Linked DNA regions of Homo sapiens: region 1 is linked to region 2. The links are chromatin loops, found by intact Hi-C in ENCODE. Cell type or tissue: adrenal gland. All regions are shown on one strand. Each heading gives the region's core, and the rest is flanking DNA. Links, peaks and the distances in the headings are about the cores only. Region 1 overlaps COLGALT1 (collagen beta(1-O)galactosyltransferase 1). Region 2 overlaps SLC27A1 (solute carrier family 27 member 1).

Region 1 (2,902 bases), core at 115-2,614, 78 kb before region 2:
GCACTTTGGGAGGCTGAGGTGGGCAGATCATGAGGTCAGGAGTTCGAGACCAGCCTGGCCAACATACTGAAACCCTGTCCCCACTAAAAATACAAAAAACTAGCTGGGCGCAGTGGCTCATGCCTGTAATCCCAGCACTTTGGGAGGCCGAGGCAGGTGGCTCACAAGGTCAGGAGATCGAGGCCATCCAGGTTAACACAGTGAAACCCCATCTCCAATAAAAATACAAAAAATTAGCCGGATGTGGTAGCAGGCGCCTGTAGTCCCAGCTACTCGGGAGGCTGAGGCAGGAGAATGGCGTGAACCCAGGAAGCGGAGCTTGCAGTGAGCCGAGATCGGGCCACTGCACTCCAGCCTGGGAGACAGAGCGAGACTCCGTCTCAAAAAAAACAAACAAACAAAAAATAATAAAAATAAAAATACAAAAAATTAGCCAGGCGTGGTGGCAAGCGCCTGTTAAACTCAGCTACTTGGGAAGGTGGGGCAGAATCACTTGAACCTGGGAGGCGGAGGTTGCAGTGAGCCAAGATCGCACCATTGCACTCCAGCCCAGGCGACAGTGCAAGACTCCATCTCAAAAAAATAAAAACCAAAAAAACCAAAAACCTAAATTAACAAATTAGCTGAGCATGGTAGTGGCATGCACCTGTGGTCTCAGCTACTTAGGAGGCTGAGGTGGAAGGATCGCTTGAGTCAAGGAGGTTGAGGCTGCAGTGAGCTGTGATTTTGCCACTGCATTCCAGCCTGGGTAACAGCGAGACTCTGTCTCAAAAAAAGGAAATGACAACACAAATATATGTGAGAACTTAAACTGGGAAAACTCTGGTAGCCACAGAGACGCTTCTCAGGCCCGTTTCTGATGGGAGTTGGTGATAAATGGAGACCCACCACCCCCAACTGTAGCCGGGTGGGACCTGGACACCTAAGTATGCCACTCTTGGGTGTTGTGGGGGGCCTGCCCCAGTGATTGTGCAGTCTCCAGGTGTCACCTCAAAAAGACTCAAAAGTCTCCCCCAGGCCAGGCGCAGTGACACACGCCTGTAATCCCAGCATTCTGGGAGGCCGAGGCAGGTGGATCACCTGAGGACAGGAGTTCGAGGCCAGCCTGGCTAACATGGTGAAACCCCGTCTCTACTAAAAATACAAAATTTGCCAGGTGTGGTGGCAGGTACCTGTAATCCCAACTACTCGGGAGGCTGAGGCAGGGGAATCGCTTGAACCCAGGAGGCGGAGGTTTCAAGTGAGCCCAGAATGCGCCACTGCATTCCAGCCTGGGTGACAAAGTGAGACACCGTCTCAAAAAAAAAAAAAAAGTCTCCCCAAAACACAAAGGGCAGGGTGCTATTCCATCTTGAGCCACCAGGGGGAGCCGCAGATAGACTCGTTCAGAAATCGGTAAGGCTGGGGAAACTGAGCCCCGGGACAGAGGCCTCACCCCTCCCACCCAGTCTCCATCTACGCAGTGGTGGGAATGGCAGTGGCTTTGGCAGGGCTTTCTGCGCCCAGTGCAGGGCGAGGCCCACATTAGCAATGGCTGAGATGGGAGCATCATCCCTAGACAACCTCAATTACAGCTCAGCCCTGCGTGCTCCTCCAGTTTTAGAGGGACGGCTGCTGGTTTCATAGTTCATGGATTTTTTTAAAGTTTTATTTATTTATTTATTGATACAGGGTCTGGCTCTGCTGCCCAGGCTGGAGTGCAGTGAAGCAATCTTGGCTCACTGCAGCTTCGACCTCCTGGGCTCAAGGGATCCTCTCGCCTCAGCCTCCCGAGTAGCTGGGACCACAGGTGTGTGCCATCACGCCTGGCTAATTTTTGTTATTTTTTTTTGGTAAAGACAAGGTTTCACCATGTTGCCCACGATATTCTCAAACTACTGGGTTCCAGGGATCCGCCCACCTTGGCCTCCCAAAGAGCTGGGATAATTATTTTTTATTATTATTATTTTTGAGACAGACTTACTCTATTGCCCAGGCTGTAGTGCAGTGGCACGATTATGGCTCACTGCGGCCTCCAACTCCTGGGCTCAAAGGATTCTCCCACCTCAGCCTCCTGAGTAGCTAGAATACAGGCATGTGCCACCATGTCGGACTAATTAAAAAAAAATTTTTTTTTTTGAGACGGAGTTTCACTCTGTTGCCAGGCTGAAGTGCAGTGGCACGATCTCGGCTCACTGCAACCTCCGCCTCCCAGGTTCAAGTGATTCTCCTGCCTCAGCCTCCCAAGTAGCTGGGACTATAGGCATTCGCTACCACACCCAGCTAATTTTTTTTGTATTTTTAGTAGAGACAGGGTTTCACCATGTTGGTCAGTATGGTCTCCATCTTTTGACCTTGTGATCCGCCCGTCTCGTCCTCCCGAAGTGTTAGGATTACAGGCATGAGCCACCGCACCCGGCCAAAATTTTTTTTAATATAGAGATGGGGTCTCACTATGTTGCCCAGGCTGATCTTGAACTCCTAGGCTCAAGCAATCCTCTTACTTTGGCCTCCCAAAGTGCTGGAATTACAGGTTTGAGTCACCATGCCTGGCCTATACATGCAGTTCTTTAGTGAAAACTTGCTGTCCTCTCAGTTTTCATGTCCTCTATAGCTCCTGACTGTCCTCAGGGGGAAGGTCCCTTCCTCAGCCTGGTCTCTGAGGCCATCCACCCTGGCCCTGGATACCAGCCCCAGGGGATCACTGACCTTGCCTGTTCCCCAGGTTCACGTCCCTTCCAGCCTCCCGGCCTTTGCCCACACTACCACCTCCTGCTGCAATCCCCTTTATGGTGAACTCCTACTCAACCTGCCCCTTAATGCCACCTCCTCCAGGAAGCCCACCCGACAACCCCAAGCATGCTGTGTACAGCTACCTGCAAACCAGCACTCTGTGAGAGCAGACACAACCCTCCACCTCGTT
Region 2 (2,902 bases), core at 112-2,611:
GGATGGGAGGGGCTTGGGAAAGGAGAGGGAGATTCATGCAAGCGGAGAATGGAGATGATTAAGAGAGTAAGTAGTTGCTAATTATGAAGGTATCTGTTTGCTGCTACTTGGGAGGCTGAGGCAGGAGGATTGCTTGAGCTCAGGAACTGAAAGCTACAGTGAGCTATGATCACGTGGCTGCACTCCAGCCTGGGCGACAGAGCGAGACTCTGTCTCAAACAACAACAACAAAATAACAGCACGGTACACAGAGCCCTATTCTCCTTGCTAATCTCCACACGCAGAAACTGAGGCTCAGAAAGGCTGAGGCACTTGCCAGGGCGCACAGCCATACCTATCCTCCAACTCTCCTGACCCAAGGACCACAGTCACATGACTATCTGTGCAGGCTGCAGGATTGTCCCTCTGGTGGTGCACCGGGAGTCCCAGGAACTCCCCTTACACCCCGCCCTGCGTGCGCCTTGGCGGAGCCTTCCGCGCCAGTCCAGGCTGTTTTATGTATCCCAGGGGCCCCAGGAAGAGGAGACAGTGGTCTTCCCTGAACTCCGAGACCTGCCCCGGGGCCCTGCCGGTGTGCACCTTGCCGTCCATGTTGGCAATGCTGCAGTTGCACTCGGTGGCGCCGTAGAACTCCCCGATTTGGCGTACGCCGAAGCGCTCCGTGAACTCCTCCCAGATGGCAGGACGCAGCCCGTTCCCCACCGCCAGGCGCACGCGGTGTCGCCTCTCCGCCTCGCGCACCGGCTGCTTCAGCAGGTAGCGGCAGATCTCCCCGATGTACTGAACCACCTGGGGGACGGGGTGAGGAAGTGGGTGATGGGACCGGCAGGCGGTGGGGAGCCCGGATCAGAGGAGAGACCCCGAGACCGCCCCACCCAGGGAGCTAATCCTATGAGCGGAACAGCCTAAGGATGATGATGGCTGCAGAATCGTCCACACTCCATTAGGGACCACATTGACTCCTAGGACTCGTTCAGTCTCTTGCAAAGGGTCTAGGATGCAGCTTTTTTTGTTGTTTTTTGGTTGGGGGTCTCCCTGTGCCGCCCAGGCTGGAGTGCAGTGGCATGATCACAGCTCACTGCAGCCTCTAACTCCTGGGTTCAAGTGATCTTCCAGCCTTAGCCTCCCGAGTAGCTGGGACTACAGATTTTTTTGTAGAGATGGGGGATCTCGCTCTGTTGCCCAGGCTGGTCTTGAACTCCTGGCCTCAAGCAATCCTCCTGCCTCAGCCTCCCAAAGTGTGAGATTCCAGGTGTGAGCCACTTGTGCCTGGCCGGATGCAACTTCTATCCAAGCAGATGCAGTGTCTTTCCTCCTCCCCCTACCCGCACCCCTTCGTGGTCCCTCGATTCTGCCAAGCAGCTTCCTGGAGATACCACATCCCTGTCTGAGCCTCAGCAGGCACACAGGGCAGGACTAGCAGGAGAGCTGGCACCCCGCAGGGCAACCCTCAGCCTGGAGCCTACACTGTCACCCAGAGCCCCCTGGCTGAGCCTGGGCTGGCCGGAGCGTCACCCCTGGGCAGACCACTCCCAGGTGCACCCACTAGGCTGCGCTGCGTCTGGACTGAGCCCCAGGTGCCCACGGAGCCACCTGCTCATGGGCTCCCCCTGCAGGACATCTTCCCTCCCTGCCACACATTCTCAAGCCCCGCAAGAGCTTCCTGGGGTCATCCACCAGGTGCCCCACGGTGCCTTTAAGAGTTCTCATCTCCAGTTGGGCTTCGGAATGACTCCCCCCCCGCCACTTTACAGATGGAGAAACCGAGGCTCACAGATGGTAAGGAACTGGAACGAGATCACAGAGCTGGGAAGTGGCAGAATTTGATTTGAACCCAGGCATCCCGGCCCCAGAGTGGGAATAAAACAGTTGCATGCCAGGGATTACCCACCAGATGGATCATAACAGCTGCAAATGTGCTCGGGGCTTCCCGCTCACACACAGGATGAAACCCACATTTCTTCCTGTGGCCAACTGGATCTGGCCCTGCCGCCCCTGCTGCCTCCTCTCCCTCCATCTCCGCTGAACACTCTGCCTCCTCAGGGACTTTGCACATGCTAGCCTTTTGCCTGAAGCAGTCTTCCCCCAGATGCATTTGCCTGAACTCTTCAGTCTCAGCTCAAACGTCACTGAGAGGCATCCCCTGTGCCCCCAGCTGTGCCCCTGAGAAGGTACTGACTAAATAGCTGATGACTAAACCAATATGATCAGCAGACACCACCGCCATGCTCTGAGCTGAGCTTGGAGATGAAGGCACTGAGGCCCAGAGAGGAAATGCAGTGCACCCAAGATCACTGGCTGCTGACCAACAGCAGGTCCCTAAGGGGGAGGGTCCTCTCCCTCCATTCTCAGACTTGGGCCACTGCCTTAGGTGTGGTACAGCCCACACCATCTCTAGGAGAGAACCTGGCCAATCAGCCCAGCCCCTCCTCAGCCAATATGACTGGCTTAAGAATGGGCACGGCCAGGCGGGGTGGCTCAAGCCTGTAATCCCAGCACTTTGGGAGGCCAAAGCAGGTGGATCACGAGGTCAGGAGATCGAGACCATCCTGGCTAACATGGTGAAACCCCGTCTCTACTAAAAAATACAAAAAATTAGCCGGGCGTGGTGGCACACTCCTGTAATCCCAGCTACTCGGGAGGCTGAGGCAGGAGAATGGCGTAAACCCGGGAGGCGGAGCTTGCAGTGGGCCGAGATCGCGCCACTGCACTCCAGCCTGGGCGACAGAGCGAGACTCCATCTCAAAAAAAAAAAAAAAATGGGCACATGGCTGGGCGCGGTGGCTCATGCCTGTAATCCCAGCACTTTGGGGGGCCGAGGTGGGCAGATCACTTCAGGTCAGAAGTTCGAGACCAGCCTAGCCAATGTAGTAATACCTCATCTCTACAAAAATACAAGAAA

What was found. A loop is a pair of places that touch in the nucleus more often than their neighbours do. Peaks named below come from ENCODE experiments on the same cell type or tissue, not always from the same donor. Only the 100,000 strongest peaks of a DNase experiment are listed, where the experiment ranks them.
Region 1: it touches region 2 in a loop (2.1-fold over the local background); 15 of 110 quality-filtered maps call a loop at or near these places.

What each region holds. Positions count from the first base shown.
Region 1 is chr19:17,572,744-17,575,645 of GRCh38, reverse strand. All of the region lies in intron 6 of COLGALT1 (collagen beta(1-O)galactosyltransferase 1), which reads right to left. Among named protein-coding and RNA genes, the nearest start is that of COLGALT1, 19 kb to the right of the region's middle. In adrenal gland, for the core only: a CTCF peak has its summit at 1,360 (motif pointing right); a DNase peak (open chromatin) is centred at 1,445.
Region 2 is chr19:17,495,142-17,498,043 of GRCh38, reverse strand. It overlaps SLC27A1 (solute carrier family 27 member 1), which reads right to left. Exons shown (of 12, transcript NM_198580.3): 7 at 580-789. The region is part of intron 1 of PGLS-DT (PGLS divergent transcript); the gene reads left to right. Among named protein-coding and RNA genes, the nearest start is that of PGLS, 15 kb to the left of the region's middle. In adrenal gland, for the core only: CTCF peaks have their summits at 1,374 and 1,576 (motif pointing left); a DNase peak (open chromatin) is centred at 1,523; H3K27ac peaks cover 890 bases.